Regions from separate parts of the Homo sapiens genome. Here region 2 is linked to region 1. Evidence: chromatin contacts called from ENCODE Hi-C data. All regions are on one chromosome and are shown on one strand. Each heading gives the region's core, a stretch centred on a gene start or an enhancer-like site at or near the end of the contact. The rest is flanking DNA. Distances are from core to core; before and after follow the strand shown.

Region 1 (6,279 bases), core at 2,173-4,672:
TATGTACAAGTCAAATACAATAAAAGGAAAAAAATCATTTAAAGACTAACATTTAAGCATTTTAGCCTCTACTATTTTAAAATTAGAGTTCAACTCGATGCCATTTATATTTGAACTCCTAAAATTACAACCATCATCTGCATTTTACAGGCTTCCCCTATCTATGCAGACATTTCCTGTTCTGTCTTCTCTTTCCCCAGAGACCCATTACAACTTGCTTATCGTTGGGTAGAGGTTATATCCAGGGAAGAGGGAACCGAGGAGAAGTGGAGGAAAGGAGGAAGGCATGAGATGTTGGCCCTAACCTAGATTGGTATGTTTACTCTCATCCGACTGGGTTGACTTTAGAATGAAAATGTTTTCCCACTTAATTAATTTAAAATTAGTTATTCAAATATGTTTTTCAAAACTCAGTACAATTATGTATATCACACTTGTGCAAAACATCACCAATTCTCAAACCCCAGATCTACAGATCTGAGGTCAGCAATTCCAGCTAACACTTATATAGTGCTTCCCATGTGCCAGACACTGTGCAAAGCGTTTCATGTGTATTGACTCATTTCATCCTTCAACAGCCCTGCAAGGCAGGTATTAGTCAGCTTGGGCTGCCATAACAAAACACCATGGACTAGGTGGCTTAAACAACGAACATTTATTTTCTTACAGTTCCAGAGACTGGAAGTTCAAGACCAAGGTATAGCAGAGCTGGTGTCTGGTGAGGGCTCTCCTCGTAGGTGGCAGACAGCTGCCTTCTCACTGTGTGCTCACCTGGCCTTTCCTCTGTGTTCCTCAGAGTGAGTGAGCTCTCTGGTGTCTCTTCTTATGAAGATACTAATTTATGGGATCAGGGCTCCATCTTTAACACCTCATTCAACCTTAATTACTTTCTTAGAGCCACCATATCCATATCCAAATACAGCTACATTGGGGGTTAGGGGTTCAACATATGCATTTTGGGGGACACAAACATTCAGTCCACAATGGTAGGTAATATTGTACTCCCTATTTCTCAGGTTAGGAAACTGAGGCCACACTGATTGAGTAATTTGCCCAATGTCACACAAATAATAAGTGTCAATACTGGGACTTGAACGCCAGCATCCATACTTTTAACCACTATGCTGTGCTCTCTCTCATCATGAGTCATGACGATGATCACGTTAGATTGTGTTAGATGATGTTAGATCATGAGTCATGATCTAACATCTAGCAACCCATCAACATCATCAACATCTAACAAATCCAATCCTTTGAACCTATTATAGAATCATCAGAGCTTTACCACGCTTTTTAGAAAAAATTTCCCTACAAGAATACAGTCTCTCACTATTATTATTATATTAGAGATAGATTTCTATATTATCAAATTTAGAGCAAATAACTTATATTTGCTATCAACTAGCTCTTAAAATGATTATATCTTGATTACTCTAGTAAACAAACATCATCTATTTCTCTCTACATTTAAACTATTAAAACTCAACAATAAGAAAACAACTCATTTGAACAGTGGGCAAAAGATCTTGACAAGACATGTCATCAAAGAAGATATGCAGATAGCAAATAAGCATATGAAAAGATGCTTCACATCATATGTCATCAGGAAAATGCCAATTAAAACAACAGTGAGATACCACTACACAAACCTATAGGAATGGCCAAAATCCAGAATATGACAACCCCAGATGCTGCCAAGGGTGAGGAGCAACAGGAATTCTCATTCATTGCTGGTGGGAATGCAAAATGGTACAGCCACTTTGGGAAACATGTTGGCAGTTACTTATGAAACTAAGTTTCTATATCATAACACAAGTAGATATAAATATAACCAGTGGTAGGGTTTTTTTAGAGGCTGTATTATTTTTTAAGAATTTAAAGCTTTAAACCCAAATTTCTACTCAGAAAGATGAGCATTGTAATTTGATGAGATTACCCTTAGAATTCTTGCCAGTCAATGACTGCTTTTACACCAACTTACAGATTGTGCTGTGTTCAAATACATACTGAGGGGAATCTGATGAACTGACTGGCAACAGTCTTCAAATTCTTAAAGGTGAGGGGAAGAGTGCATCAGGTAAGAGCAAAGCTCCCGGAATCGGGATATCCAGGTCTGAATCTTGACTCTGCTGTGTCCTTGAGTGAGCTACTCAACTTGTCTACACCTCAGTTTCTTCATTCGTAAAATGAAGCTATGGTAGCTTCTACCTTATATGACGATTGACTGATAGGCTCCATGTTGAGTGTAAATTAAATAGTGCCTGGATAAGTACTCACTAAAGAATCGTGTTTTTTTTTTATTGTAAATTTCCAAAGAGAATGTTTTATACTTTTTAAAAAGTGTTTTTATTCCCCAATGCCCCTAACAGGAAATGACACCATCATTGTTACATGAGAAAATGATAAATGTTTTGAGAGGTCAATGTTCCACCCCAACTCATTCTCAGTGTTACTATTTTCACCAGGAAACAGTAGAAGTGACACAGGAGGTGGCCAGGGAAGTGCTGGGTAGACAAGGGTGGGGTTCCTGGCGAGGGCTCCACCCTCAGGCTTGTGCCCATGGACCTAAGTAAGAACAGGCACCCGTGTTTTCATGCCCAAATGTTGCATTTTCCAAGACCACTCTGGCCTGCCACACCCCCATCCTGTGCCCATAAAAACCCTGAGACCCTAGCGGGCGTGGACACAAGCAGTTGGACGTTGAGAGGAGCAGAGGAGCAGAAGAGCGCACCGACAGACACCAGCAGACAACAGCAGGCCATTGAGGCAAGACGATGCAGAAAATTCGGTCGGGGCAGTCAGAGGAGAGTCCAGCCGCTGGACAGCCTGACTCCAGGGGAAGACCGCCTTCCCACTCCATCCCCCTTCTGGCTCCCCATCCACCTTGCTGAGAGCAACCTCCACCACACAATAAAACCTTGCACCGATCTTCCAAGCCTACATGTTATCCGATTCTTTCCGGTACGCTAGGGCAAGAACTGAGGATACAGAGGCCCTCTGTCCTTGTCATACGGCAGAGGGTCTAATTGAGCTGGTTAACACAAGTTGCCTGCAGACGGCAAAACTGAAAGAGCACACTGTAACACATGCCCACTGGGGCTTCAGGAGCTGTAAATACTCAACCCTAGGCACTGCTGTGAGGTCGGAGCTCCATGGGTACCTTTTAACCACAAGTTTCAGCATTTCTTTTCAAGGAGAACTTATGTCTGGAAATATGGATGGAAGATGAACCGAGGACTCGTCTTTAACACCGCATGCTACTCTACTAAAGACTGAGAAAAATGTCAGTTGTCCGGAGCTCCCCACGACCTGTCTGCATGCTCCCCCTAGGGGTTTGAGCAGTGGGACACTGAACATGCGAGCCGCACATCTGTCGCATGTCCTGCCAGGGAGATAAGGAAACTTTCTGTTTCAGAAGTTCTACTTTGAGGCAAAACCAGGCCTCACATGGGCAAGAACATTGCTAGACCTCAGGCCTTGCTCTTAAACAGCAGCTGCGTACCCCAGCCCTGCACGGGAAGTGGGGAGGAGCTCTTGCTTCTTCCCACAACAAACAGGTTCTCACCTGTGCAGCTCCTGTGAATTACATGACATCAATGTGTATGTAGGTTCTTTTTTTATTTTTTTTTTATTTTTACTATTTTTATTTTTATTTTTTGAGATGGAGTCTTGCTCTTTCACCCAGGCCGGACTGCAGTGGCGCTATCTCGGCTCACTGCAAGCTCCGCCTCCCGGGTTCATGCCATTCTCCTGCCTCAGCCTCCTGAGTAGCTGGGATTACAGGCGCCTGCCACCACGCCCGGCTAATTTTTTGTATTTTTAGTAGAGATGGGTTTTCACCGTGTTAGTCAAGATGGTCTCGATCTCCTGACCTCGTGATCTGCCCGCCTCGGCCTCCCAAAGTGCTGGGATTACAGGCGTGAGCCACCGCACCCGGCCAATGTGTATGTAGGTTCTATCTTTTAGGGAAAGACACTGTAATGTGGAGCATTTCTCTTCAGAATCTACTTAAAACCAGATATTTCAGTTATTAGAGTGAATTAAAACTATTAAGTAGCACATAAAATATATTTTGACCAGTCAAACCTAATTGTAGACTGTTAGTGTAGACACCCATCAGCACACCTACACTCTCACAGACACAAGAGTATCTGTTTGTCTCTGTTGATATGGTTGGGAAGTTTTGCTTTGTGACCTGGGGAGTAGAACCAAGTGTTGCTGAGAGAGCTAAGAACCAAGAGGAGGAGGTTGGAAGGATGGTATGGATTCTCTTCCTTCCTAGCTCTTTGGATTTGGTTTTAGACCCCAATGGTTAGATGCATAAGAGCCAGAAAGCAGGGAAACTGTCCACAAAAAACCCTTTATGGTTCTCAGTTCCAAGCATCATTGCTTCAGCTCCCAGGTGACAAAGTGTAGCTCAGTGCTGAGATGAGAGGCCATTTTCCCTGCTTGTGCATAAAACCCCCTCTGCTTTGACAACCTGAGGACTGGCTGGGCTGGCAGGCCACTACAAGATGCATGGCACTAGCTTCCTCTTCTTAGGTGAGAGTCACCTGGGGTATGGACAGTGGGTCCGGCACTGGGGGAAGCACAGCAACCGCCCTAACAGACTCCTCCCAGAATCTCACACACTTCCAATGGACCAGCTTTCCCTCACCCCCACCAGGCAGCACAGGGCAGGACTGTGTTTTGAGCTTAATCAGCACTGCTTTCATGATGGGCTGTGACAACACTGAGGATTTCCATGTGGCCCTGCAGAAAGCAGACCTGGAGGAACCAGAGCAGGAGAGAAAGGACCAGGTGGATCCATGCGGTTATGGCAGCTGGTTTATAAACACGAATGACACACCCCATTGGAGACGCCCAGAAATAGCTGGAGGACACTGAGGTCAAGCTAAGAGTATGTTGTTACCTTTGTAATTTGGACATCAAAAGGAAATGTAACCTGATTTTATATGGTCTGGAGAGACCTGGACATGCTGTAATTAAACTATAATTGCAATTAATGGGCTACTTTGTGAGTAACCTAATCTCATGAAAAAAATGGGTGGCTTACAATAAAATAAGGAGATTGGTGACTTATAATAAAATAAGGGGATGACAGCCATAGCTGAAACATCTATAAATTTGGAAAACCAAGACTCAAGCAAAAAACATTTGAATTGAATTATGCAAAAAAGAGGAAAAATACAAGCTCTGGAAGAATGAAGCCTGCGCCATGGGTACCTTTTAACCACAAGGTTCAGCATTTCTTTTCAAGGAGAACTTATGGCTGGAAATATGGATGGAAGCTGAACAAAGGACTTGTCTTGAACATTGCACACTACTATACTAAAGACTGAGAAAAATGTCAGTTGTTCCTATCAAAGGATGAGGGGGTTGATGGACATCAGCACCTTTGGCATCATTGTTGATTCCAGAGTGTCCTTAGTTTTTGAGCCACCTCCAAGCAGCCTTGTCAATCACTGCAAGATGCATGCCACTGGCTTCCCCCTCTCAGGCGAGAGCCACCTGGGGTACAGACAGTGGGTCCAGCACTGTGGGAGGCATGGCGACAGCCCTCACAGACTCCTCCCATAATTTACACACACTTCCAATAGACTGGCGACCCCCACACCCCCACCAGGTTCCAATGAGAAACACTTTCTAAAGAACTCTCTCTTGTTAGAACAGCTTCCCTGAGCACAGGAACCAGGGAAGCAATCAGCATCAGCTCAGCTTGACTGTCCCCTACTGCCTGTGCATGTCCCTCCAGTAACTAAGCTGTTTTTACTCAACTTTTGGGTGTTAGCTGGTGAGTCATGGCCTCAAGGGAGCCTACACTGACTAGACTAGGCCTGGTGTTGCCCTCTTTACTTCTTCATAATGAGTAAAGGTTGACACAAATTGTGTATTTAATTATTGCAGATAACACAGAGAGGGATCATGCCCATATTGATAGCCCTTCAAGGCCTAGCATAGTGCCTGGAACATGGTAAATAGTAACATTTATGAATGTCAGCATCTCTGCAGAGCTTTCCCTACATGGATTACAGCTTAGGCTAAAGCACTTGATATATTGCCCACTCCTGCTGTTAATATTTTTAACTAGTTATTTTTCATATTATATAAGCAACATGTGAATACAAGTTCATTGTAAAAAAAATCAAACTCATATAAAAGCTATAGTCTTTTATATGTAAATGATGCCACAATAAAGCTACTTTTTAAAAAGCCGCGATCCTCCTTCACAACTCCACACCAGCCCAGTCCCATTCCTTTCCCAGACACACACTCCAC
Region 2 (6,418 bases), core at 3,017-5,516, 1.6 Mb after region 1:
TTGTCTCAAAGTCACTGATTGTCTTTTAACTACAGATGGCTTTGATGGAAAGACACACAAAGATTTTCCTAAAGCCAATTTATAAAATGTAATAATGTATTTAGAATACATGGTGCAAACAAGGCAAAGAATGCCTTCACCATAGTCATTCCTGTTCATGTATTATTGTCTGTATCAATAGACAGAAAAAGTATAAATATCACTTATTTCCTTTACTCAACACTCCTTATGAGTTTACCACGTGCAGGCCCTATGCTGGCGCTGGGGACATACTTGGCCCATGCAGAGCATCACGTAGTGATTACAATGCTGACAAGTGGAGCCCTGTGGGATGTTACAAGTTCTACACAGCAAGCACCCTCATCCGGTCTGAAGAGTCAGAAAAGGCCTTAGAGAAAGGTCTAAGGAACTTACACTTCATCTGGGATGGAAGAATAAACAGGTGTTAGACATGCAGAGAACTGAGGAGGATAATTTCTAGTTAAGAGAAAATCACATTTTTAAAGACTTGGAAGTAGGAAGAAATTTGTGTTTGTGAAAGGAGAAAATGTTTGCATATGATGAGAACTCAGATGGTGGCGTTGGGGAACTCCAGAGTGGCACTAAGCAAGGCAGTGCACTGGCAAGAGCTGGGGGCAGGGGGCCCTGCCAACACAGCAAGGACGTCTGGATTCTATTCTAGTGCAATGGAAGCCAGTGCAGAATGTTAGGCCTAGGGGAATGGATTGGAGGGGAAGGAAGAAGCGTGGCCTGGCAGCCAGCTGTTATGCTACTGAAGCCACCTAGGGGAAATAAGCTACAGCAGTGGCGGCTAGGACGGAAAAAGGGTGGATGGACTCAAGCCCACTTAGGAGGCTGATTTTACAGGACTTGCTATTTGAGGGGCTATGGAGATTGTGGGGATGGGGGTTAAGCATGATGGTGATGCCATTGACCCATGAATGCATTTGATGGAAAGCTAGGAACAAGAAACTAGAAAAGCACATATTTTATTTGCTAGAGGCTGCTCTCATTTCCTTGGAGTTCTGGACACACTGCACATTGGTCTATATACTCCTAAAGTACAAGCTGTTTGTTCCTGGGTACCCAGAGTTCCTTCTCAACACTGAAATCCACATATTTAGATATCCTGCCACAATTAACCTGTTGACCTAACAGGAAAATAAGCACAAAGTGTAACATTCACAAAAGGTTCTAGAAATGTCAGAGGTCTTAGTCATCAAGTCTTAAGAAAACATAGTTAATACAAGAGTGTCCTGAGTTGCCCGAACTTCTCAGAGTGGCAGTGTTGTGGAAGGAAGTAGAACAGAAGAGAATCCCACCAGCACCCACCTACAGAGCAAACTAAAAATCTGCATTTCATTTGCTGAAGGAAAAGGAGAATGCCAGAGTTCATTCTCGCTCAATTAAACTCAGCTCAGTTAAAGGGAGAGATATGTTTGCTGTGTTTTTCTTCAAAAACTTGGCAAATTTTTAAGATTTTATGAGGTTATATAGACTCTCTCACACAAGAAAAGAGAGCTAAAACCAGAAAAGTAAGTACCCCAGTCACTTCATTTTAAAGGAAGTTTAAGAAATATCTGTTACATTACCAAATCTAAAAGTTGCAAAAATCAGATGAAGGATGTCTATTCCTCTACCAATGTCATTTCACCTATTATGACGGTATGAAAGCAATGGTGCAGTATCACAGTCTTTATTACAGCTTTCTTAATTGGAGCAAAATGAGCTCTTAAAACTATGTTTGTACTCTCTGTAAAGGAGAGGCTAAGAATTTTTAGGACCATTTCCCTCATGGATAAATTGAGGCACTATCTTTAAAGGACTCACTAAAAGTTACCGTGGGAGCCAAAGGTAGCTCCTGCAGGGAGAGTGATAAATTTCAAGGGCTTCACAACAATGTTTTCAAATGTAGGTCCAACAGCATGAGCATCACCAGGGGAGCTTCATAAAAACAAGGATCCCTGAACCTTGAATCACTACACAATGATCCTCTGTGTATTTTCAACATGTTTCATGAGTGATTCTGATACAGAAGCAAGCTCAGGAGCCCCTGACCTAGTCCATTCTCAACAGGAGGAGACTCTGTCCACCGCCCAAGAGACATTTGGCAATGTCTAAGCCTGGCCAACATGATGAAACCCTGTCTCTACTAAAAATACAAAAATTAGCCAGGCATGGTGGCGGGCACCTGTAATCCCAGCTACTCGGGAAGCTGAGGCAGGAGAATCGCTTGAACCTGGGAGACGGAGGTTGCAGTGAGCCAGGATTGCACCATCGCACTCCAGCCGGGGCAACAAGAGCAAAACTCCATCTCAACAACAAGAAAAAAACCAAAAAACTGCCTGGGTTTTGGTGTTATACAGTGCTGGATTCAAATCAGTACCTTCCTAGCTGAGTAATCTTGGGCAAGTTAATGAACCTTTGAATAACTATGAAGTAGGGAGCCTAAGCCGATCTTGAAGGCTGTAGTAAGGTGATGAAATCCCACGTGCAAGGCCTTCTATTGCCTGCCACATAGTGTGTGGTGCTTGCTGTTATTATTACTGCTACTAACGAGCAAAATTCCATGTCAAGTACAAAAACTCAAATGGGTTTTACTCAATGAGCTTTTCAAAGGTCTTGTGTAAATCAAATTTATGCATATGGAATTATATCTTAAATATGCTATAGAAATATGGTAGTTGAAAAACTGCAGGCAATCACACTTACCTAAAACACATGCATCTGTGTTTCTTTTAGGGAATTAAACCCTTCCCAATATACTGGGGTAGGCGTGCTATTATAATTTTTCTGTTTGGAGAATGAAGACCACCAGTGTTTTATTCTTATCTTCACTGTTCAGAATTGAAACCTATTGTACACACACAGTAACGGAGATCAATGTGATGAACCAAAGGATACAAATGTATGTAAGCCACTGGCTGACCTCCAAGAGCTTATAATCTATTTCAAGAGAAGTGAGCATGAAAAAAGAAAAATGTAAATTACGTTACGTGTGAAATATATTAACTGCAAATAAAAGCTACAGGCAAAGAAAATGATATAAGAAATTAGAAAACTGGAGAAAAGACTGCATTATAATGCGATCAGAAAAGGTTTGAGTACAAAGGAGGCTCTCTGCAGTGCTTAGCAAAGCCAGGATTTAAAGCAGTAGAGAGCTGGGAGAAGGCAGGGGGCATTCAAGGTGGCATACTTTTAGAAGGAAACGGCAAGAGATGAAAAAAGACCATGAATGTGCGGGAACAAGCGTCTAAAGGAGCAGCTTCTATAAAACAGAGGGGTACCTGGGAATCACATACAGTGCCTGCAGACACTACCTTGGCCCAGGGACAATGCTTATGAAAAATATGGAAGGATGCAAAGCCACCCTAAAGAATCTGACTGAAGTCTCAGGAATACCAGAAAGCTCAAGAATCATCCATGTCTATTTTTTTAAACTGATAAACTTTTTTCAAACAAAATCTTTCCCCAAATCATACGCAAATGAAAATGGGACAATACAAAGGTGCTGCAGCAGGAGTGAGCGAGGGGTGCCCGGAAGCCCTCGGCAGCCACCCCTCTGCCCCAAGCCATTTGAGAAGCAGAACTAAGGTTGAAAACTATGTATCTCTTCCCATTGCCCTTTTTGGGCCTGAATATGCTCAGAACATCTTCTCCAAGCATTTGTCTGATGCACACTTGGTAGAGATGATGGATCCCCTCGCCTGATGAGATGGCCCGTGCTGGCTTTTCTTGGGTGAAGGTGAAATGTGTCTCCTAGCACAAATAGGATGGAGTTCCTACACTTGGGCCATAAAGAACGCATCTAGGCAGGGCACTGTGGTGGTTCATGGACTGTAATCCCAGCACTTTGGGAGGCTGAGGTGGGAGGATCGCTTAAGTCCAGGAGTTTGAGACCAGCCTGGGCAACATGGCAAAACCCCATCACTACTAAAAATACAAAGACTAGCTGGTCATGGTGGTGCACACCTGTAATCTCAGCTACTCGAGAGGCTGAGGCAGGAGGATATCTTGAGCCCAGAATTAGAGGTTGCAGTGAGCTTTGATTGAGCCTTTGTACTCCAGCCTGGGTGACACAGTGAGACCCTGCGTCAAGGAAAAAAAAAAAGAACATATCTAATGGTCCCCCCTCTACATGATATAACCTCAAAAAGTTGGTAATACCTGTGAGACTCCTTTCTTCAGGTTAACATATGGGCAGTTTCACTAACCATTTGTCTCGTCTGTAGACAACTGAAGTTAGAGAGGGGAACCATATATCCACCCAACAGAGAAATGAAACTAGTGGTTAGCTGGCAGGCTATGCCGGTGATGGGAACTGTTGTTATGTATGTAGGCAGAGGTGAAACTTTAACGTCATGAGCGAACATGGACTCTAAGACAAAGAGTGTCGACAGTGAACACACAGACCAGAGGGCTTAGCACTGAGGTTGGAACTGATCTAGAAAGAAGAGGAACCAGGAAGGAAACAATCCCAGATGAATCAAACAGGGAGGAAGAATCTCAGGCACTGAAGCTAGAGGAAGGAAGGGAGAGTTTCAAGAAGATGAGAATGGGCAGCTTTGCCGAGCGTAACCGAGAGGGTGAGGACAACCAAGGCAGAGGTGCCACCAAAAAGGGGAGCCCTGTAGAGAGGTAAATTGTTGTTCATGCAAATATTAAAATAAGCATGGAACAACATAGATGGCATATACTGGTAACATTTAAATAAGCCTGGAATGGAAAAACAGAATAAAATACTACCAAAAGAGAGTTACTAGGTCAAGGGGAGGATTTTCCAAGGTGAAAACAGAAGAGTTCACTGTTGAAGACAGAGAAGAAGAAAAGAATAAGAGAAGAGAACATGGCTGGGACAAAGCCCCAGGTAGGGTAGAAAGGATGGGCTAATATCATTTGACCCCGCAATCTCATTACTGGGTATATACCCAGAGGATTATAAATCATGCTGCTTTAAAGACACATGCACACGTATGTTTATTGCGGCACTATTCACAATAGCAAAGACTTGGAACCAAGCCAAATGTCCAACAATGATAGACTGGATTAAGAAAATGTGGCACATATACACCATGGAATACTATGCAGCCATAAAAAATGATGAGTTCATGTCCTTTGGATCCATTCTCAGCAAACTATCGCAGGGACAGAAAACCAAACACTGCATGTTCTCACTCATAGGTGGGAATTGAACAATGAGAACACATGGACACAGGAAGGGGAACATCACACACCGGGGCCTCTTGTGGGGTAAGGGAAGGGGGGAGGGATAGCATTAGGCGATATACCTAATGTTAAATGACGAGTTAATGGGTGCAGCACACTAACAAGGCACATGTATACATATGTAACTAACCCGCACGTTGTGCACATGTACCCTAAAACTTAAAGTATAAAAAAAAAAAAAAAAAAACACCTATGTGGAGCATTGGGGGTTGGGATAAGCTGAAAGCACTGGAAACAAATTGGGACCACCTCTTCCCTTCTCTGCTAGCAGTAGAAAAAGCAAAACAAAACAGGAAGGCAGGAGATAAAGGCATCAGGTAGTCTGTGATGCCATGCAAATATGTAGGCCGAGAAGTTCTAGGCAAAGACAGAAGTGGTAGCTTTCTGGTCTGTGTCTTCCTTGAAAAGCAAGGCCTGAGGGGGCAGGGCAGAGACAAGAAATACTGGAGGCTTGAAGAGTTTATGCAGGGAACAGAAAAGCTGCTGCTCAGAAATGGTGAGTGGCCAAGATGGAAAAAAAAAATCACAGAGTACTAGGGAGCCAGTGAATATTCCATAGCACAAATTGGCTATGTGTCCAATTAGGACACCTCTTTATTACCAGAGGATGCCTCCCACTTGTCTTTTAATTTTTTCTCCTTCCTAAACATTGAAAAAGTTAGGCAGAGAAAGAATGAGAACAGAGGGCAAATGTTCACAATGGAAGTGCAGGTGAAAAGGAAAACCAGAGTACCTAATTTTCTAATCTAGCTAATAATGGCTGCTTTTATTGAGGAATCACTCTAAGCTATGCAACATGCTACACTCTTTTCACATGATTTCTTTAATCTTCACAAGGACCATCAAAGTAGCAAATTATTATCCCAAAGAAACTGAGGCTCAAGGCTAACTGAGCCTTTCACAGAAAGCAGGGCTCCAGGACTGCTATGGTCTGAATGTTTGTGTCTCCCCAAAATTCATCTGTTTGAAACCTGGCCCCCATGGTGGTGGTATAAAAACATGCTTGACAGAGCCTGTTTGCCCCTTTTGCCTGTGGGGAAACATACAAGGCACCATTTATGAGGAACAAGCCCTCATCACACACCACATCCACTGGTGCCTTGATCTTGGACTTCCCAGCCTCCAGAACTGTGAACAATAAATTTCTGTTGTTCATAAATTTCCCAGTTTAAGGTACTTTGTTATAGCAGCT

Evidence for each region. A loop is a pair of places that touch in the nucleus more often than their neighbours do. Pooled maps may share reads with other maps.
Region 2: a loop to region 1 is called in a map with no recorded cell type, with 29 times the contacts of the local background. The contact joins two enhancer-like sites. A Hi-C loop is called at or near these places in 1 of 168 maps with a recorded cell type or tissue (GM12878), 23 of 37 single-sample maps with no recorded cell type and 9 of 50 pooled maps.

Annotation. Positions count from the first base shown.
Region 1 is chr7:35,722,054-35,728,332 of GRCh38, forward strand. No RefSeq gene overlaps it. Among named protein-coding and RNA genes, the nearest start is that of LINC03013, 8.8 kb to the left of the region's middle. Within about 2 kb of position 3,423, at least 7 of the 41 ENCODE cell types and tissues checked have a DNase peak (open chromatin) inside an H3K27ac peak, as active enhancers do; they include GM12878, where a contact is called at or near this core.
Region 2 is chr7:37,332,130-37,338,547 of GRCh38, forward strand. All of the region lies in intron 2 of ELMO1 (engulfment and cell motility 1), which reads right to left. Among named protein-coding and RNA genes, the nearest start is that of ELMO1, 110 kb to the right of the region's middle. Within about 2 kb of position 4,267, at least 7 of the 41 ENCODE cell types and tissues checked have a DNase peak (open chromatin) inside an H3K27ac peak, as active enhancers do; they include GM12878, where a contact is called at or near this core.